Linked DNA regions of Homo sapiens: regions 1, 2 and 4 are each linked to region 3. The links are chromatin loops, found by intact Hi-C in ENCODE. Cell type or tissue: heart left ventricle. All regions are shown on one strand. Region 1 overlaps DUS2 (dihydrouridine synthase 2). Region 2 overlaps TSNAXIP1 (translin associated factor X interacting protein 1). Region 3 overlaps GFOD2 (Gfo/Idh/MocA-like oxidoreductase domain containing 2). Region 4 overlaps PSKH1 (protein serine kinase H1).

The links. A loop is a pair of places that touch in the nucleus more often than their neighbours do. Peaks named below come from ENCODE experiments on the same cell type or tissue, not always from the same donor. Only the 100,000 strongest peaks of a DNase experiment are listed, where the experiment ranks them.
Region 1: a loop joins it to region 3, with 2.3 times the contacts of the local background. A loop is called at or near these places in 8 of 110 quality-filtered maps.
Region 2: a loop joins it to region 3, with 2.8 times the contacts of the local background. A loop is called at or near these places in 26 of 110 quality-filtered maps.
Region 4: a loop joins it to region 3, with 6 times the contacts of the local background. A loop is called at or near these places in 59 of 110 quality-filtered maps.

Annotation. Positions count from the first base shown.
Region 1 is chr16:68,062,981-68,067,980 of GRCh38, forward strand. DUS2 (dihydrouridine synthase 2) reads left to right here. Exons shown (of 17, transcript NM_017803.5): 9 at 3,337-3,402; 10 at 3,586-3,656. Among named protein-coding and RNA genes, the nearest start is that of NFATC3, 20 kb to the right of the region's middle. In heart left ventricle, a CTCF peak has its summit at 1,923; a DNase peak (open chromatin) is centred at 1,911; H3K27ac peaks cover 1,185 bases.
Region 2 is chr16:67,824,970-67,829,969 of GRCh38, forward strand. TSNAXIP1 (translin associated factor X interacting protein 1) reads left to right here. Exons shown (of 16, transcript NM_001288990.3): 7 at 168-303; 8 at 698-867; 9 at 948-1,107; 10 at 1,183-1,313; 11 at 1,468-1,593; 12 at 1,723-1,875; 13 at 1,994-2,103; 14 at 2,280-2,406; 15 at 2,504-2,610; 16 at 2,784-3,099. The coding sequence ends at 3,024. CENPT (centromere protein T) reads right to left here. Exons shown (of 16, transcript NM_025082.4): 12 at 4,796-5,000; 13 at 4,454-4,547; 14 at 3,698-3,874; 15 at 3,505-3,609; 16 at 3,188-3,421. The coding sequence ends at 3,298. Among named protein-coding and RNA genes, the nearest start is that of THAP11, 15 kb to the right of the region's middle. RefSeq lists an enhancer at 521-1,381. In heart left ventricle, no CTCF peak of the experiment used is centred here; no DNase peak of the experiment used is centred here.
Region 3 is chr16:67,670,780-67,675,779 of GRCh38, forward strand. It overlaps GFOD2 (Gfo/Idh/MocA-like oxidoreductase domain containing 2), which reads right to left. Exons shown (of 3, transcript NM_030819.4): 3 at 3,757-5,000. The coding sequence ends at 4,376. Among named protein-coding and RNA genes, the nearest start is that of C16orf86, 6.5 kb to the left of the region's middle. RefSeq lists an enhancer at 2,313-2,372. In heart left ventricle, a CTCF peak has its summit at 2,102 (motif pointing right); DNase peaks (open chromatin) are centred at 2,142 and 3,082; H3K27ac peaks cover 2,017 bases.
Region 4 is chr16:67,925,983-67,930,982 of GRCh38, forward strand. It overlaps PSKH1 (protein serine kinase H1), which reads left to right. Exons shown (of 3, transcript NM_006742.3): 3 at 1,343-3,694. The coding sequence ends at 1,660. It overlaps CTRL (chymotrypsin like), which reads right to left. Exons shown (of 7, transcript NM_001907.3): 3 at 4,938-5,000; 4 at 4,744-4,825; 5 at 4,426-4,606; 6 at 4,203-4,336; 7 at 3,592-4,113. The coding sequence ends at 3,952. Among named protein-coding and RNA genes, the nearest start is that of CTRL, 3.4 kb to the right of the region's middle. RefSeq lists enhancers at 990-1,491, 2,864-3,574, 4,337-4,854, 4,855-5,000. In heart left ventricle, a CTCF peak has its summit at 2,697 (motif pointing left); a DNase peak (open chromatin) is centred at 2,669; H3K27ac peaks cover 692 bases.

The DNA.
Region 1 (5,000 bases), 390 kb after region 3:
CCCAGCAGGGAGGATGTGGTTCACAACATGAGCACACAGGCATTTTTGTTATCCTCCAGCCTCCTCTCTTCTCAGACCCAGGCTGTTGGCTCTGTCCTCTCTACTGCCCCTCTTTGAATAAGGCAGATTTCATCCATGAGGCAGCAGAGATACACTCAACCTCAGAAGCTTAGTTCATTTCACTACTTCTCTGGTTGGGTACTCAGATGGGCCAGGTTGGACTGATAGATGGGGTTTGCCCCATGGTAGGGAGGTTGCAGGCTTCCACAACAAAGCCAGATGTGGCTTAGGTGTAGGGGCTGGATTCAATTCGGGTCCAGACTGTGTTGGCAAGCTGGGTGACCTGGGTGAGAGCTTTGCGGGTCCTTCCAGGCTTGGCGTTTTAGGCCCGTGGTTCCATCTGTGGGAGTATCTCAAGACCACCTCTAGAAATTTTCTCAAGATTCTTGTTTGGGGTTATGAAAAACTTTGGAAATACATAACATTGGTGGTTGTACAACATTGTGAATGTAATTAATGCCACTGAATTATACACTTAAAAATGTTTAAGATGGCAAATTTCATGTTATATATATTTTACCCCAGTTAGAAATAAAGGATGCTATCTGTTGAGAATTCTGCAGACCCTTGGGGTGAGTAGGGGTGGAGAGTGGGATATCAATCTCTTTGAGAAAGCTTCTACCAGGTAACTCTGATATATGCTCCCTGGATTAAGAACCTCAGTTTTATTTTATTTTTTTAAATATTTATTTATTTATTTTGAGAGGGAGTCTTGCTCTGCTGCCCAGGCTGGAGTGCAGTGGTGCGATCTCAGCTCACTGCAACATCCACCTCCTGGGTTCAAGTGATTCTCCTGCCTCAGCCTCTGAATAGCTGAGATTACAGGCATGCACCACAACACCCGGCTAATTTTTGTATTTTTAGTAGGTACGGGGTTTCACCATGTTGTTCAGGCTGGCCTTGAACACCTAACCTCAGGTGATCTGGCCTCCAAAAGTGCTGGGATTACAGGTGTGCGCAGGGCATCCCCCTTGTGTACACTGTACTTGGGCCATGGCTGACAATTGGCAGGGCCAGGACATGAACTCAGGTCTCAGTGCTTTCCAGGCCTATGCTTTCCTATCCTCATCTGCTGCCTCCCAGAAACCAGGGGAGTGAAGGAGACTGCTTTTCTTCAGTTGGCCAGTGGGTCTATTGAGGCAAGCCTGCTTGTAGGTAGATGTGCTGTTCCTCTGCTCAAATATGGACTTGTCTCTCATTCTTTCTCCCCAAAGACTTGGATCTGGAGAGTTGGTGTCCAGGAGAGTGTCATGCTAGAGCCTGGCCAGAAGACAATCTCTAGTTGCCATTTCCCCTCAGTGTGACCCTTGCAAGTGCCTAGGGTTTTTGGTTACCTAATTTCCTTCCTAGTCCTTAACACACACATGAAACACACAGAAATACTGAAGAAAGTACTGAGAGCTACTTGGATAAAATAGCAAAAGGAAGTTCTACAAGACAGAGAATTGGATCAGACCAGCTGGTGTTGCTTAAATCACCAAATGTCAGAGGATTCTAAGTGAGCACTTGTAATGGAACCTTTTAGAGATGTTGCTCTGAGCATGAAGGATGGGACTAGAATGAGAATTTTTATTGTATTTCTTGATGAACCTGTCAGTCCCGCCCTTAAAATGTAAGTGCCTCTTTAAGGCCTGCCAGGGTGACCCTAAGACCTCAGGCCAAGTCTGCCTCCTGGAGCAGCACCTAGAGACTGTTCCTTCCTGCCAGTCCCTGGCATTTGGGCCAGCAGGTCCTGTCTTGCTCATGAACTGTCTGTCAGTCCAGCCTCTTGATCTGATGTCTTCTGGAATGGCCTGCTTCATCCTGTCCCTGATAGGCCTCCACTACTGGTTTTTGCAACCTGGCTCTCTGCTGCCCCCGCCTGTCTAGAATCAAGACTGGCAGCAGCCACCTAGATATCCCCCTGCTCTGCTAGGCAGAGATCCAGTTCTTGGAAGAGGGTTCTTGGGATCATCTTTCCTCCAGCTTGCCTGGCCTGAAATTTCTGATGAGGGAAGAAGATAGCAATGACACAGACATGCAGTGTCATCTACACCTCTCTATCTCTGATTCTTGTGTGGTCTGGTCTTGCTACCTCCCTGTCACTTTCCTGCGTGACTTCTTGATCTTTCTTTGAAATCTTTTGCAATTGCTATGTGATAAGCACTTTTAAATATGTGCTTATCTTATGAGTATGTTGTCTTTTCCTTTGCCAGTTTCACTCATGTATGTCTGACTGCCCTAAAGAGGAATGCAGGCCCCCCTTAAGAGCCTTCCTGTTCCCTCACCCTGTAAGTCCTGGAACAACACTTAGGGAACATTCCCTTCACCCAGGAAAGAAGCTGTCTGCCCCCCCGCTTTTTTTTTTTTTAATAGAAACAGGGATGGGCTAGGTGCAGTGGCTCAAGCCTGTCATCCCAGGACTTTGGGAGGATAAAACAGGTGGATTGCTTGAGCTCAGGAGTTCGAGACCAGCCTGGCCAACATGGTGGTCCCAGCTACTCTGGAGGCTGAAGTGGGAGGATGGCTTGAGCTAGGGAGGCAGAGGTTACAGTGAGCCAAGATTGTGCCACTGCACTCTAGCCTGGGAAACAGAGCCAGACCCTGTCTCAAAACAAAACAAACAAACAAACAAACAAAAAGGAAACAGGGTCTTGCTGTGTTGCCCAGGCTGGTCTCAAACTCCTGGCTTCAAGCAATCTTCCCACCTCAGCCTCTCAAAGTGTTGGGATTACAGGCATAAACCACCACACCCAGTTAGCTATGTGTTCTTTTTTTCTTACTTTTTTTTTTTTTTTAGCCGTGTGTTCTTAACCAAGGCTAGGCCTCAGAATGATTCTGAGGACGGGCTGGAGTGTGTTGGGCAGAGCCTTTTGAAAACACACATTCCTAAGCCCTTCCCCTAGAGACTGACTCAGGAAATAATAGTGTGGAATTCAAGAGTGTGTATTTCTTCAGTTCTCCAGATAATTCTGGTATTTGTCCTGGCAAAGGCTCAGTGAGCTGCACACAGGTGTACACGCGTACCCATTCACTCACTCATTCAGTATATTTGACAAATATGTGTATACCACTAGGTGCCAGGCAGGTGCTGGGGCTCCAGTATAGAACAAAGGCAGGTCCCTTGCCTCATGGAGCTTATGTGTGTATGTGTGTAACAGACACACACATGCATTCACACATATGCAAACTGTTCATGCCACCGGAATGCACAGCCTGTAGCGGAGTTAATTAGTACAGGCAGAGTGATGGTTTGTTCCAGAAGACATAGGTGCTCTTGTGTTTTCCTTTCTGCAGATCCTCAGCACTCTTGTTAAAGGGACACGCAGACCTGTGACCTGCAAGATTCGCATCCTGCCATCGGTAAGGATGGTGTGTTACATATGAAGGTCCATTCTCTCTGGTGATGTTGGATTTAGGTTTGTGAACGATTCTTGAGGTGCTAAATTAGGCTTGGAGGAGAGAGTAGAGCTGAGCCTACTTTAGGAGGCAGCAGCTGCTCCTTCTGGAGCTTCAGTAACCATCCTGTGTGGTCCTCCTCCTCAGCTAGAAGATACCCTGAGCCTTGTGAAGCGGATAGAGAGGACTGGCATTGCTGCCATCGCAGTTCATGGGAGGTGAGTGGTCACCTTTCTAGTGACTGGCAGGGAGGTCCTAACCCATCTTAGTGATCCTTCCTTAATTGATCTGTCACCCCAAGTGACAGCCAATTTCTCTTCTACATATTCAGCCTACCTCTGCCTAGCTCTTTGATATCTTATGAGTCTGGAGGGCAGGCAGACCCTGAATGGGCTTTTGCATTTGCCTTTCTTTCATTCATGGAGTGCCTATTGAGGGTAGGTACTGAGGTTTAGAGACACAGAGAGACTAAGAAAGGAGAAACACCTCTACTATCAGGATGTGTAAATGCTAGAGATTGAGTAATTTGCTCAAAATCATACCATGCAGCCAGTACGTGGTGGAATTCTGACCCTCATGAGAAAAATCTCATTTATTTCCTTCCCTCCCTCCCTCCCTCCCTTCCTTCCTTCCCTCCCTCCCTCCCTTCCTTCCTTCCCTCCCTCCCTCCTTCCTTCCCTCCTTCCTTCCTTCTTTCCTTCCTCCCCTCCCCTCCCCCTCCCTTCTCCCCTCCCTCTCCCATCTCCTCCCCTCTCCCCCCTCCCCTCCCATCTCCTCCCCTCTCCCCTCCCATCTCCTCCCCTCTCCCCTCCCATCTCCTCCCCTCTCCCTTCCCATCTCCTCCCCTCCCCCCTCCCCTCTCCTCTCCCCTCCTCTCCTCTCCTCCTCTTTGTCATTCTGTCACCCAGGCTGGAGTGCAGTAGCGCAGTCTTGGCTCACTGCAATCTCCATCTCCCGGGTTCAAGTGATTCTCCTGCCTCAGCCTCCCGAGTAGCTGAGATTACAGGTGCGCTCCACCATGCCCAGCTAATTTTTATATTTTTAGTAGAGACAGGGTTTCACCACGTTGGCCAGGCTGGTTTCAAACTCCTGATCTCAGGTGATCTGCCCACCTTGGCCTCCCAAAGTACTGGGATTACAGGCATGAGCCACCAGGCCCAGCCTCATTTTCTTTCTATTATATTGAGCAATGACTTCTCCCTTGAATAATCCCAGACAGACTGCTTTGTTTATGTGTTTTTCATTGTTGTTGTTGTTTTTTGAGACAGTCTTGCTCTGTTACCCAGGCTGGAGTGAAGTGGCACAATCATAGCTCACTGCAGCCTCAAACTCCTGGGCTCAAGTAATCCTCCTGCCTCAGCCTCCTGAGTAGCTGAAACTACAGGCACATGCCACCACACCTGGCTAATTTTTTATTTTTTTGTAGTGACGGGATCTCCTTATGTTGCCCAGGCTGGTCTCAAACTCCTGGGCTTAAGTGATCCTCCTGCCTCAGCCCCTCAAAGTGCTGGGATTACAGGCTTGAGCCACCATACCCAACCTATTCTTTTAAAGGCTCTGCC
Region 2 (5,000 bases), 150 kb after region 3:
TTGGCACCTTGCCGAATTCTCAGAAATGGCCAATCTCCTTCTTCTTTCACCTTTCCTGTTCACAGTCCCTGATGGGGCCCCCCAGAACCCAGCCCACTCCCTGGGGTGACCAGCTGCATACAGGGGTCCAGGGGCAGCCCCTGACCACACAGCCACCTTCTTGCCAGGTGACCAAACTGAGGAAGAACTTGGCTGAGGAGTACCTGCACTACCTCAGTGAGCGAGATGCCTGTAAGATCCTCATCGCAGACCTGAATGAGCTGCGGTACCAGCGGGAGGACATGTCATTAGCCCAGTCGCCAGGTAAGCCTGAATTGGGAATCGGGTTTCTCTCTTCTCTGAGACGCTGGAAGACTCTGGTCTCACCCCTAAGCCCCATTCATTCAGCATTCCTAAGACCTGCTCATTCCATAACCATTCAGAGGGGAGATGTCCCTGCCTCCCGCAGGGCTGTGTATCTTCTGAGTTGAACTGAGAATTGTAGGAACACAGTTGGTAGCTGAGGCAGCCTAGGCTCCCAGTGGGCTGGACAGGCCTGGTACTCAGTTTCCTGGGCTTCTAGACTTTAGCCTGAAACCCTAGGCTGGTAGTGCTGTGGGCAAGAACCAGGGAACCCCAAACAGGAAGGGCAGAGGGCTTCAGGCAACCCCTGAGAAAGCCACGGTGACACGGGCTGGTGGGCCCCTTCCCCTGGCAGGCATCTGGGGGGAGGACCCTGTGAAGTTAACCCTGGCTCTTAAGATGACCCGGCAAGACCTGACCCGCACGCAGATGGAACTCAACAACATGAAGGCCAACTTTGGAGATGTGGTCCCCAGGAGGGACTTTGAAATGCAGGAGAAGACCAACAAGGATCTTCAGGAGCAGGTGCTGGCAGGCAGGCAGGGCCAGGAGGGTAGGACGGGGTCTCACAGGTGGGGGGCCAGGGCCAATGTCCTTGCCCACAGCTGGACACCCTGAGAGCCAGCTACGAGGAGGTTCGCAAGGAGCATGAGATCCTCATGCAGCTGCACATGAGCACGCTGAAGGAACGGGACCAATTCTTCTCTGAGCTGCAGGAGATCCAGCGCACTTCCACGCCGCGGCCTGACTGGACCAAGTGCAAAGGTGAGGGCAGCCGGCAGGGCCCCAGGTCCTGCTTACATGTGGGCCCAGACTCCAGCTCCCTCTCCCCACATGCAGATGTGGTGGCTGGGGGCCCAGAGCGCTGGCAGATGCTGGCTGAGGGCAAGAACAGCGACCAGCTGGTGGACGTGCTCCTGGAAGAGATTGGTTCGGGGCTGCTGCGGGAGAAAGACTTCTTCCCTGGTCTGGTAGGGGAGGCCCCAGGAGTGGGGCTTGGGCCAGAGTCAGAACAGCCATGCCCTGCTGCTCAGACAAGCTTTTGGGGAACCAACTGGGGATCTTCCCTGATTGGGGGTGGGGCCACAGATGGGTCCAGAGATGAGCTGATATCCTCCCTCCTAGGGCTATGGGGAAGCCATCCCTGCTTTTCTTCGGTTTGATGGCCTCGTGGAGAACAAGAAGCCAAGCAAGAAGGACGTGGTCAACCTCCTCAAGGATGCCTGGAAGGAACGTCTTGCTGAGGAGCAGGTCAGATCTCACCAGCCACTCTGGCCCAGCATGGTCTTCAGATCCAGAGTCCTCTGCAGGTCCAGAGGTGACAGGGATGAGGGCCAACCAACCGTAAGACTCTGACTGAGCATTTCCTCGATCCCGCAGAAAGAGACGTTCCCAGATTTCTTCTTCAATTTCCTGGAGCATCGCTTTGGGCCCAGTGATGCCATGGCCTGGGCTTATACTATTTTTGAAAATATCAAGATCTTCCACTCCAACGAGGTTATGAGTCAGTTCTATGCAGTCTTGATGGGAAAGGTGAGCTGGGGCCTATTCCCCTTGGGGAGACTGAGAGGGGTCTTTGTCCCTAGCATAGACCAGCTTTGCCCCCACCACTCCCAGGAACAGCAGGTGAATAATGCTTCTCTCCTTATAGCGGAGTGAGAATGTGTATGTCACCCAGAAGGAGACAGTAGCCCAGCTGCTGAAGGAGATGACAAATGCTGACAGTCAGAACGAGGGGCTACTAACCATGGAGCAGTTCAAGTGAGAGGCCAGTCCAGGCTACCCCCAACTCCTACCCAACTATTCCTGCATCTGTAGGGAAAAGGGGCACCTGGTGGGAAGGGCCACAGCCTCGGCACTCACTCCCTTTTGAGCACTAGGGAGAGGCACAAGCAGGCCTCAGCAGGTCCCTGTTGGCCCTCATGTCTCCCCTACAGCACTGTCCTCAAGAGTACCTTCCCTCTCAAGACAGAAGAGCAAATCCAGGAGCTGATGGAGGCAGGGGGCTGGCATCCCAGCAGCAGCAATGCAGACTTGCTCAACTACCGCTCACTGTTTATGGAGGTGGGTGTGTGGGGTCCGGGGACTGGCCTGGCCCCTGCCCTAGCCTTGGCTGGACCCTACCCAATGTGCCCTCCCCCTGACTTGTGGCCCCTCCCAGGATGAGGAGGGCCAGAGTGAGCCCTTTGTGCAAAAACTCTGGGAACAATACATGGATGAGAAGGACGAGTACTTACAGCAGCTAAAGCAGGAGCTTGGCATAGAACTGTGAGTGACCCTCATCCATAGGCGAGTCCCACAGGCTGGGCCCCTGAAGCCCCTGGGTCTCCCTGTGCACCATGCACCATCCACTGCTCAGCCCAGCACAGAGGAGGGCACCTGGGAGTCTGGGGCACGGAGAGGAGGGGTCAGGGCCTGTCACTCTCTTTCCTGTGGGGCAGCCATGAGGAAGTGACTCTGCCCAAGCTGCGAGGGGGCCTGATGACCATCGACCCCAGCCTGGACAAGCAGACAGTGAACACCTACATGAGCCAGGCCTTCCAGCTCCCTGAGTCGGAAATGCCAGAGGAGGGTGACGAGAAGGAAGAAGCCGTGGTGGAAATCCTCCAGACTGCCCTGGAGCGGCTTCAGGTGATTGACATCAGGCGTGTGGGACCTCGAGAGCCAGAGCCTGCAAGCTAGGAACTTGTGGGCAGCCTGCGTACTCCAGTCCTGCTAACCCCTAGCTTTTAATATAAAAGTGTTTGTCTGAATCCATGCCATTCTCCAGACTGTGCTGGGGAGTTGTGGGGGGGAATCAGTCCCTGCCTGGCTGGCCCCAGGACATGCACCAAAATGCAGAATATTCTGTTTATGACACTTTATTGATGCTGGGGGGGTGGGGAGGAGACCTGGAGAAATATGTGGGGGCAAGAGTCCCCAGGTGGGGACAGGGAAAGTGTTGAAGCCTGGCCACTACTGGGCAGGGAAGACAGAGTTGCCACTGTATGCACAGGGGATGAGCAGCTGCCGGTACTCCAGGGGCAGGTGCCGCTCCACTAGCACGTGCAGTGAGACTTGGTCAGTGACCAGGCCCTGCCTGCAGTGGAGGAAGAGAAGGGACAGGCAGAATCAGCACCAAAACTCCCCCAGCCAGCACCCCCACACCTTCCGCCTTCTCACCGCCGCATCAGCAGCTCCAGGTCCTCTGGCTTCACAGTCTTGCGGCCAGCATGAGCAGCAAATACCTCCAGATCATCACAAAGATGCTGGAAATATTTATCTAGGCTGTCAAGAAGGTGGGGATAGAGCAGGCTGAACAGTCTGATCATGACCCGAGGGGTTCCTCTCCCTACCCCATGTGCCCAGGACTCACCACTTCTCCACCATCTCAAGAGCCTTCCTCTCCATGGGCATCTTGGCATAGAAGCTAAAGAGTTTCACATAGTGGCTCAGTCCAGCCTTGTGGGGATCTTGCCGGGGCCTGGGGCCGGTGGTCCGGGGCCTAGGGGGATGCCTGACCAACAGAGGCTCTGCAGGCTCTGAAGATAAGCTGAGGGCAACAGTGGACAGAGGGGGCTGAACTTGCCTCAAGGAGGCTCTTATTCAAGAGCAAGTCTTGCTGGCTTCTGCTGAGGCTGGGGACCACGTGGCCCTTGGCCAGCCAGGACCAGCAGCCCTGACCACCTGCTGAGGGGCAGTTGGGTCAGGGGGCCACATAGAGGCCAGTCTTTCCCTGGGGCTCTGTCCCTCCACAGTCGACTCGACATCCTGGTTCAGACTTATTATCTATATTGGTACCTGCTTGGGTCCATGACTCCAGGCCTTAGAATGGATAGTCTCTCTCCTTACTCTACTGCTGCCTTTCCCGATTCTGCTAATCGTCTTCCAGGAAGCCTTTTCTGACTACAAACCAACCACATACTTTCCCCTCACCCAGGCTCCTCTAAGCCGTGGAGGCAGGCACCAGGATGGCAGGGGTGCTCTTGGTGAGCTCTCCCCAGCCCAGCTGAAGCTGCCCTGCTGGGTAATCATCTGCATACCCGTAGGAAGGGGGAGGACCCTATGTACACAGCATACCCAATGCTCCCTTCCCAAGAGGCCCATGAGGAATGGGGTTGTGGGATCTTACACTGCAGCACCAGGCGCTGGGGCTGGCTCAAGAAACTGATGATGTCGCCTGGCCTGGAGAGACTCAGGGGTGCTGGAGGCCGACTCTGGACTTGCTACAAAGAAGAAGGGTGGGGTCACAGGGATTCCAGGCCTGACCATCTCACCCAGGCCAGCACAGCCACAGTATTTCTGTCCTGTTTCTGGTGGGCCCCACCTAGCTCCAGCCAAGCAGGTGCCCCTCAGTGTCTCCCTGACCCCCTACCACCACCAGTGCCCGGAAACACAACCCAGACAAGGCCTTTCTGTGTGCTAGGGCCTGAACACAGCTGTCACCAGTCACTCCCTGCACTGGGCCTCTTACCTGCCCTGCCAGAGGCATCCTCATCCCCTGAAGATGCTCCTGGCCCGTCAGCCTCAGCAGTCCCCTGGGATCCCTCTGCTTCTGTCACCTCTGTGTGTCCCTCAGCCTCTTCTACCCTGCTGGGTCCTTGTGCTCCTGTTGCCTCCATTTCACTCACACTCACACCTTCTTCTTCCATCTTTTTCTCTGCCTCTTCAACTCCATC
Region 3 (5,000 bases):
GGCTCTCTGGCTAAGGCCGGACCCAAGAAGGCCTCTGTATCTTTGTGCGGTCTCCAGGGCTGGAAGCGTGAACGAGGCCAGCACTGATAAGGAAGAGCTGGTCCTGTCTTCTCACAGGTGAGGCAGGAATTAGAAATCGTGGGAGAACTAGTCTGCAATTCCTGAGGCCTATTACCCAATGGACTTGTCTAAGCAGGGTGGGTAGTAGGAGCTGCAGAAAGGACCAAGTCCCTACTGCTCCTAGAAGCTCGCTGTAAAGAGGAAATGCTACATTATTTAGGGAGACGTGTAGCTGGGCGTGGTGGTCTGTGTCTGTAGTCCCAGATATTTGGGAGGCTGAAGCAGGAGGATCGCTTGAGCCCGGGAGTTCAAGACCAGCCTGGGCAACATTTTTCCCTGTCTCAAGAAGTAAAAATGATGCAGCCATAAAAAAAAGAATGAAATCGCGTCCTTTGCAGCAACATGGAAACGGCTGAGACCATTATCCTAAGAAATTAACACAGGAACAGGAAAGCAAATAGCACACGTTCTCACAAGTGGGAGCTACACATTGGGTACACATGGACACAAACATGGGAAACACAAACATGAGACTATGAGAGGGGGCAGAGAGGGGGTGGGGTGATTGTTGAAAAAACCTATTTACTATGTTCACTACCTGGGTGATGAGACCAATCGTCCCCCAAACCTCAGCGTCACACAGTATACCCATGTAACAAACTTGCACATGTACCCCCCGAATGTAAAATAAAAGTTGAAATTATATATTCAAAACAAGTGGCCAGGTGCAGTGGTTCATGCCTGTAATCCTAGCACCTTGGGAGGCTGAGGGGGGCACGGATCACTTAGGCCAGAAGTTCAAGACCAGCCTGGACTATGTGGTGAAACCCCGCCTCTACTAAAAATACAAAAATTAGGCTGGGGGCGGTGGCTCATGCCTATAATCCCAGCACTTTGGGAGGCCGAGGTGGGTGGATCACGAGGTCAGGAGTTCGAAACCAGCCAGCCTGGCCAACATGGTGAAACCCTATCTCTACTAAAAATACAAAAAAATTAGCTGGGCACTGGTGGCATGTGCCTGTAATCCCAGCTACCTGGGAGGCTGAGGCAGGGGAATTGCTTGAACCAGGGAGGTGGAGGTTGCAGTGAGCTGAGATTGCGCCACTCCATTCCAGCCTAGGCAACGAGAGCAAAACTCCATCTCAAAAAGAAACAAACAAACAAAATTAGCCAGGTGTGGTGGTGGGCGCCTGCAGTCCCAGCTACTTGGGAGGCTGAGGCAAGAGAATTGCTTGAACCGGGGAGGTGGAGGTGGCTGTGAACCAAGGTGACGACACTGCACTCCGGCCTGGGTGACAGAGTGAGACTCTGTCAAGAAAAGAAATAAATAAAGAAAGGAGGGAGGGAAGGAAGGGAGGGAGGGAGGGAGGGAAAGAGAAAAAAGAGAGAAAAAAAGGAAAAGAAAGAAAGAAGACAAGAAAAGAAAAAAGAAAAGAAAAGGAGAGGGAGAGAGGGAGGGAGGGAGGGATGGAGGGACATGCAACCTCAGCTCAACTGAGGACCAAGGCTGTGGAACCACAGGTTGGGAGGTGGCTACTTTGCTGAAGTCAGAAGTGGTGACCGGGCAGTCCTCCAGCTGACTCCTGAGAGAGAGAGGTGGTGCCTTCCAGGCAGAGGACATGCCAGGGACAAAGCCCTGCTAGTATGGAAGCTGCCACCTCTGCAGGAGGGCTCTTAGTGTGGCTGGAGAGGAGGGCATGGCCATATGGAAACCAGGTTGGTCAAGTCCGGGGGTGAGGAGGAAGGGTGTGGATAGGGAGGGATCTTGGCGTGACATTCAGGAGAGGCTGCTTGGCCAGCAGGGTGATGGGCAGAACAGGAAAGGAAGTGGCTGCCATCGTCTAGGTGAAAACAGTCCTGGATTTGGCTGGAGGTTGAAGAATAAGCGACAGGTATTTGGGAAGTTCTCTTCTGGTTGCTGTATCTGACGAGCCAAGCTAACTGCATTTTTACTGTCCTGGAAAAACTTTATTTTGACCTGAGGAAGAGCTGGTAACATCCTGAGATTTGGAAACAGGTCCTGGGAGATGCTACTGCCTTCTTCCAGGAGGGGGTGCTGCCGGACAAGTCTAGAACCAGTGTGGGTTCAGTCACCCATGGAGACCAGAACCCTGTGGGCTCCCTTGGCCACAGGCATCTGGGCACATCTGTCTTCCCCATCCCCAGTGTGGGACTGACCAGCTCTGATGCCCAGGATAACTCGATGGTAAAGACGTCTGAGGGAAGGGGCCATGCACCACTCTGGCCGTGAATCTAGGCTCTGGGGATTCCCTCAGAGGAACCGGGGTCCTCATTAAAGCAGCTCTGCATTCAGCCCACTGCAGTACCCTCCCCCCAGCACATTCTGGGAACCCGAGTGCCATTCTGGGTTGGCCACATGGCCCTTTCTTATGTGGGAGCATCTAAGTCAGGCTTGTGCTTTCCTGGTCAATTCCCACATTTCAGAGTGACCTCGACATCCTAGCAACACATGGGAGGACTGAGCTGAGCTAACTGTCCCAGGGACAAGGGGGCAGCCTCCCCTTTAACCTTCGGTGTCCTGCCTGGTGGTGGGTGCTATCTGCATTTCACCTCCTAGTTCAGGCCAGGCCGAGGCTCCTGCCACAGGGAGGGGCAATGCCGGGCCCTCAGGTCTGAAGATTCCCAAATGCTGGGAGGAAGCGTGGTTCAAGGTCAGGCTCTGTGGTTAGATGGTCCTGACCAGGCTCCTGGCTCCATCATGTACAATCTACAGGAGGCAAGTAGCTTTGCCCTCTGTGCCTCCATTTTATGATCTGAATGATGAGAATATTTACCGTCAGAGAGTGGTTTGGAGGTTAAGGGAAATAATAACATACACGTTTGCCCTGAGGGTCAGCATGCAGTAGGCACACTCCAACCCTATCCCTTGTTATTCCCTCTCACAAGGACATCTGAATCCAGGAAATTACAGGAAAACAAGCCTGGTGACGTCTAGAAGCGGTGCCAAGAGGAAGAGGAAGCCCTCCCTGGGCTTTTCTGGCAAGGAGCCCAGGGCAGGGAAGAGGGCGGAAGGTTAGAGAAGGGAACAGAACTTGGTCCAGGCTGAACGATCCTGGCAGGCTGGTCAAACAAGCAAAGGGGAACGCATGTCTTTTCTCAACACCGTGCCCCCCCGCCCCCACCCCCCGCCGCCTCTGGCAGAGCTGGGTAGAAGGCTGGCCCTGTGCAGAGCACAGTCAAGAGCATGGTGGGTGATTGGCCCTCGGGTCCAGCCACAGCTGCTCCATGGGGCACGCCTGGAGCTCTTCCTCCTCCTCCTCACCCTGTGCCACCTCCCTGAAACCACTCCTCCCCGCCACCTCAAGAGCACTCTGGCAGCCAACACCGTGACATTAAGAACAGAACCCCTCCTAACCTCCACCCCAGTGAGGCCCCAAACTCTCCCGCTATCTGCTGAGACGGCAGGCCCAGCAGCAGCCCATTAGGAAGTCCTGAGTCCTGTTCTCTGAGGAAATCTTTTCTTCTGAGGCTCCTGGGATTTGGCTATGAGGGAACAGGCAGGAGACGAGGGCTGGCAGGGGCAGCGGCCCGTGTGGCACAGTTGGCGGTGATGACCCACGCTGGCTCCGAGCTGCTGTGGAGCAATGAGTAGAGAAAAACCCCCTACCAGCCAGAAACAAGCCTTTCAGTATTAAAGAAACCCAACCTACCAAACAAAAACCACATGCCATGTCCTATTTTCTGAATTATTTATTAACATTTCTCAGATGTTCTAAAGCCCTCCCTTGCCTCCTCTCTGCCAAACCAGGGCCCTCTGTCCTACTTCAAAAGCCCAAGAGCTCACTTAATAAAGCAAGCCCCAGTCCCCACCTGGGAAGGGCCTGGTCACATGGGAGGGCAGGTGAGGGTCCCTGAGGGACAGCTTGTTGCCCTCACTGTTCCTGAGATGCCCCAGCCCAAGAACGAAACAAAACTTCTCATCATTTCTCCTCAGGCCTCAGCCGAGCTGGCCCCTCTTGTGCTTTCTCACCCTGTTAGGACTGCGGATCAGGCTGAAGGGCTCCCCAGGGTGAGCCTTTCCTGGTCCGACTCACTGGCATCACCATGAGGAGGCCTGGCGGCAGCTCTGCCCTGTGCACACCGTGGTAACCTGGCAACAGGAACATTTGCCACCCTGCAAGTCTGAGGAGCAGATGAGCCACTGGAGGGGGCGAAGTCCCAGAGCCACCTCTGGCTTCACCCAGACTCATTAAATGAAAGACACTGTCTCTGCTAGGGCCAAGTCCCTGTCATGTCTGGCTCCTGTTCCCCTCCCTGGTCCCTCTGCCCTGTGGCAAGGAGCCCAGGTGCAGGCTCATAGGTTGTTCCGCTGAAGTGCCTCACACAGGTTCTGGTTGGTGTCGGGCTCCTCCGTCAGCACCTCCACAGCCTCCCACTCCCCGGATCGGCTCGACCTCTTGATGGCATCCACCACGCTCTGCATGTACAGCCCATCCTCGAAGGAGGCGGCCATGGAGACAGGGGTGCGGTCCCAGGTGCGGCGGTCGCCCTGCCCCTGGAAGGACTGGCGCAAGGCCTGCACCATGTAGACCATGCCCTTCAGGTACAGCAGCGGGACATCCTGGGGCCCCTGCTCAGGCAGTCCTGCGCCCACTGCCAGCGAGTCCCTCAAGAGCAGCTCCTCTTGCGTGGCAGAGTTCTTCTGCCCATAGAGGTCGGCTCCCCGGGCGACGAGGCGTCCTGCAGAGCCTACCACCATGACTTCATGCACAAAGGCGCCTGGCATGTTGAAGTTGAGTGTCACTGTGCTACACACACCCCCACCCATGAGCATCTGGAAGAAACAGAAGTCATCGCTAGTGACGTGCCGGATGCCACGGATGGCAGCGTTCTGCCTCACGAATGTCTTGAGCAGCCCGTGCACCTTCTCGGCTCTCCGGCCGGTCAGGTGGGTCAGCAGGTCCACAATGTAGGTCCCC
Region 4 (5,000 bases), 260 kb after region 3:
GTCTCTCAGATCCTCCTGAACCCCCTGGAGGGCATGTTCAGGGGTTCCTCAAGGTGAAGGGTACCATGGGTGGTGAAGGGTACCATGGGTGGAACAGGCAGACCTCACCTGGCAGGAAGGAAAGTGAGGGGATCGTTAGCATCCCTGTTGAGTCATCTGCAGCAGGCTCAGGAAAGGTCCTAGCTGCCTATCCTTGGGGGAGCCTCAGAGCCCGTGCCAGAAGTGTTCCTAGGAGATGCAGGGACGCAAGGACTCACCTGGCTGAGCCCCAAGGCCTGGAAGCAGCTCCAGGAAAGGGCACCCATCCGGCAGCACCGTGGGTTGTTTACTGTCTGAGCCTGTGCCTACTGAGTGCTTCCTGTATGCGCAGCACCAGGCACGGGCTCATCCAGCTCAGCATGATCTCATGGGAATACTAAACGAACATGAAATTGCAGTCTCACGTTACAGCTGGAATAATTGCTGGAAGCACTGGGGGCTAAGAGGGAGTCTGAGCAAGTGTCCTTTACCCTGAGAACCTGAGGATCCAGTCAGGTGAAGACAGCCGTACAACCTGAGGCCCTGAGACAGACAGCTGCTGGGTTCGGGGCTGAGATGAGGCAGCCCGGGGTGCATGTGGCAGAGTGGGCTTTATGGAGTTCCTCCCAGGGGACAGAATGTACTAAAATGAGGCTGGCGCACAGCACTGCCAGGAGCCCTTTGTGGCTTAGAGAAGTAATGCGGGCCAGAGGGTGCCACTGAGAAGGGTCCTGGTTCCTTCCTGGTCCCGGGATCGCCTGCCCTCAGCCGACTGGGAAATCTAGTTGCCTTGAATTGTTTCCTTTCCTCCCCATGCCGGGAGGCAGAGGCAGGGAGCAGTGGTCTTCTGCCACTGCTTCGGCAGTTGGAGAGAGGTTGGATCTTCTCTGTAAGGACTAGGAAGTTCCCCTTTAAGTAGCCTGATCCTGGTCATCCAGAGATTGGAGCTTCAATCTGACTTAGGATGTGGTGGGAAAGTTTGAATCATTCTCTAACAGTCCCCTGAGTTATGATACTCCTGGGACAAGTTCGGGGGGGTCTTGGCAGAGGCCATCTCCCTGAGCCAGGCTTTGGGTCCAGTGCACCATAGAATTTGCTCCCTGGGAGAGTGCACAGGTCCTTTCCTTCCTTGCCAGACTCCATCACCTGGAGAGCAGCCCTTGTTCAGCCTGAGCCAGCGTTGGGCGGGGAGGCCCCAAGTGCTACATGAGAGGAGGGGCAGCACCTCTCTCTGGAAAGGGGAGGGTTGCTGAGTAGTGGCCTCATCCAGATGGGGTGGGCAGTGTCAGATGCTCTCACTCTAATGCTTGTCCTTGGTCTCTAGCCCTGGCCTAGTGTGTCCAACCTGGCCAAGGACTTCATTGACCGCCTGCTGACAGTGGACCCTGGAGCCCGTATGACTGCACTGCAGGCCCTGAGGCACCCGTGGGTGGTGAGCATGGCTGCCTCTTCATCCATGAAGAACCTGCACCGCTCCATATCCCAGAACCTCCTTAAACGTGCCTCCTCGCGCTGCCAGAGCACCAAATCTGCCCAGTCCACGCGTTCCAGCCGCTCCACACGCTCCAATAAGTCACGCCGTGTGCGGGAACGGGAGCTGCGGGAGCTCAACCTGCGCTACCAGCAGCAATACAATGGCTGAGCCGCCTGGCTGTGCACACATGCAGCACGACCCAGCCTGGCCACACACTGTGGTGCCATCTGGGTCCGATGCCCTCTCTGGAGATAGGCCTATGTGGCCCACAGTAGGTGAAGAATGTCTGGCTCCAGCCCTTTCTCTGTGCCTTCAGCAGCCCCTGTCCTCACCATGGGCCTGGGCCAGGTGTGACAGAGTAGAGGTAGCACAGGGGGCTGTGACTCCCCCTGAACTGGGAGCCTGGCCTGGCACTGATACCCCTCTTGGTGGGCAGCTGCTCTGGTGGAGTTGGGAAGGGATAGGACCTGGCCTTCACTGTCTCCCTTGCCCTTTGACTTTTCCCCAATCAAAGGGAACTGCAGTGCTGGGTGGAGTGTCCTGTGGCCTCAGGACCCTTTGGGACAGTTACTTCTGGGACCCCCTTTCCTCCACAGAGCCCTTCTCCCTGGTTTCACACATTCCCATGCATCCTGATCCTTAAGATTATGCTCCAGTGGGAGACCCTGGTAGGCACAAAGCTTGTGCCTTGACTGGACCCGTAGCCCCTGGCTAGGTCGAAACAGCCCTCCACCTCCCAGCCAAGATCTGTCTTCCTTCATGGTGCCTCCAGGGAGCCTTCCTGGTCCCAGGACCTCTGGTGGAGGGCCATGGCGTGGACCTTCACCCTTCTGGACTGTGTGGCCATGCTGGTCATCGGCTTGCCCAGGCTCCAGCCTCTCCAGATTCTGAGGGGTCTCAGCCCACCGCCCTTGGTGCCTTCTTTGTAGAGCCCACCGCTACCTCCCTCTCCCCGTTGGATGTCCATTCCATTCCCCAGGTGCCTCCTTCCCAACTGGGGGTGGTTAAAGGGAGCCCCACTGCTGCTACCTGGGGAATGGGGCACCTGGGGGCCAAGGCAGAGGGAAGGGGGTCCTCCCGATTAGGGTCGAGTGTCAGCCTGGGTTCTATCCTTTGGTGCAGCCCCATTGCCTTTTCCCTTCAGGCTCTGTTGCTCCCTCCTCTGCAGCTGCACGAAGGCGCCATCTGGTGTCTGCATGGGTGTTGGCAGCCTGGGAGTGATCACTGCACGCCCATCGTGCACACCTGCCCATCGTGCACACCCACCCATGGTGCACACCTGTAGTCCTCCATGAGGACATGGGAAGGTAGGAGTTGCCGCCCTGGGGGAGGGTCCCGGGCTGCTCACCTCTCCCCTTCTGCTGAGCTTCTGCGCACCCCTCCCTGGAACTTAGCCATACTGTGTGACCTGCCTCTGAAACCAGGGTGCCAGGGGCACTGCCTTCTCACAGCTGGCCTTGCCCCGTCCACCCTGTGCTGCTTCCCTTCACAGCATTAACCTTCCAGTCTGGGTCCCACTGAGCCTCAAGCTGGAAGGAGCCCCTGCGGGAGGTGGGTGGGGTTGGGTGGCTGCTTTCCCAGAGGCCTGAGCCAGAACCATCCCCATTTCTTTTGTGGTATCTCCCCCTACCACAAACCAGGCTGGAACCCAAGCCCCTTCCTCCACAGCTGCCTTCAGTGGGTAGAATGGGGCCAGGGCCCAGCTTTGGCCTTAGCTTGACGGCAGGGCCCCTGCCATTGCAGGAGGGTTTGGTTCCCACTCAGCTTCTGCCGGTCGGCAGCCTGGGCCAGGCCCTTTTCCTGCATGTGCCACCTCCAGTGGGAAACAAAACTAAAGAGACCACTCTGTGCCAAGTCGACTATGCCTTAGACACATCCTCCTACCGTCCCCAATGCCCCCTGGGCAGGAGGCAGTGGAGAACCAAGCCCCATGGCCTCAGAATTTCCCCCCAGTTCCCCAAGTGTCTCTGGGGACCTGAAGCCCTGGGGCTTACGTTCTCTCTTGCCCAGGGTGGGCCTGGTCCTGAGGGCAGGACAGGGGGTTTGGAGATGTGGGCCTTTGATAGACCCACTTGGGCCTTCATGCCATGGCCTGTGGATGGAGAATGTGCAGTTATTTATTATGCGTATTCAGTTTGTAAACGTATCCTCTGTATTCAGTAAACAGGCTGCCTCTCCAGGGAGGGCTGCCATTCATTCCAACAGTTCTGGCTTCTTGCTGTAGGACCAAGGGGTTGCCCTGGAGGAGGGGTGGGGGCCCCGGCCTCGGCATGGCTACTCTAGGAAGAGCCACTGCTACTCAAGGAGTCACTCAGCCCCTTCTGTGCCAGAAGTCCAAGTAGGGAGTCGGACCCTCAACAGCCTCTTCTTTCTCCTGAGCCAGGAAGACAGACATGAATGCATGATGGGACAGGGCCTGGGTCTTTAATGGGTTGAGCTGGGGAGGGCCTGTGGTGAGCTCAGTTGTAGGCTATGACCTGGTTGATCCAGGTGCTGAACTTGCTAACTCGAGTATACACAGCAGGTGCGCGCACATTGCAGTTTTTGGTGCCCCAGGAGACAATACCAATAAGCACCCATGTGTTTCCCTTCTGGCAGACAAGAGGGCCTCCGGAGTCACCCTGAGAGGGAAGAGGGAGGGAGAATTGAGTAGGGGGGGTTGGGGAGGTATACCACAGGACAGCGCAGAGGAGCGGGTGCTGGGGCTTACCTGGCACGAGGAGGCACCTGCGCCACCTGCACAGATCATGGAGTCAGTGATACTTGAGCCCCAGTACTGCCGGCACTGATTCACAGTGACCAGGGGCAAAGCCACCTGCTGCAGATGTGCTGGTGTCACATTGCCTGTGGGCCAGGAGGGGTGGTCACATGGGGCCCAGAACACTGGTCCCCACCCCAGTCCTCCCACCCTGAGCTTTGGCCTGAGTCCCTACCCACGCCACTGAGGCGACCCCAGCCGGTGGTGACACACGTGAGGCCTTCAGTCAGAGCCTCGTTTGAGGATGCCAGGCAAACTGGCGAGATGCGTGTTGTGTACTGGGCTGGCGAGGCGAGCTTCAGCAGCGTCACGTCATTGTTCATGGTGGTAGAGTTCCAGCTAGGGTGTGTAATGGCCTGTGGGGTCAGAAACAGTCCATGTTCTGATGGGTGCTGAGCAGGGTAGGCCAGGGCATGTCCTGAATTCCTCGTTCCCAGCACCCACCCACCTGCACTGCCCACTTTTCCTCCGTGTCTGCAGCCCAGGCACTCACCCGAGAGACGGACAGAACCTGCAAGGGCTCTGCGTTTGATGATCGGTCATACTCGCCCAGGACAACAAAATGGCGGCCAGGGCTGCAAGGGGGTGGGATTAGGCAGCTGCAGGGAGGCCAGCGCGAGAGGGGGACAGCCAGGGGAGGAGGCAGGAAGAGGCGAGGGGCGGGGCAGGTGGAATGCAGGCACTCACCTGACATTGCAGTGGGCAGCAGTGACCACCCAGGACTGGCTGATGAGAGAACCACCGCAGAAG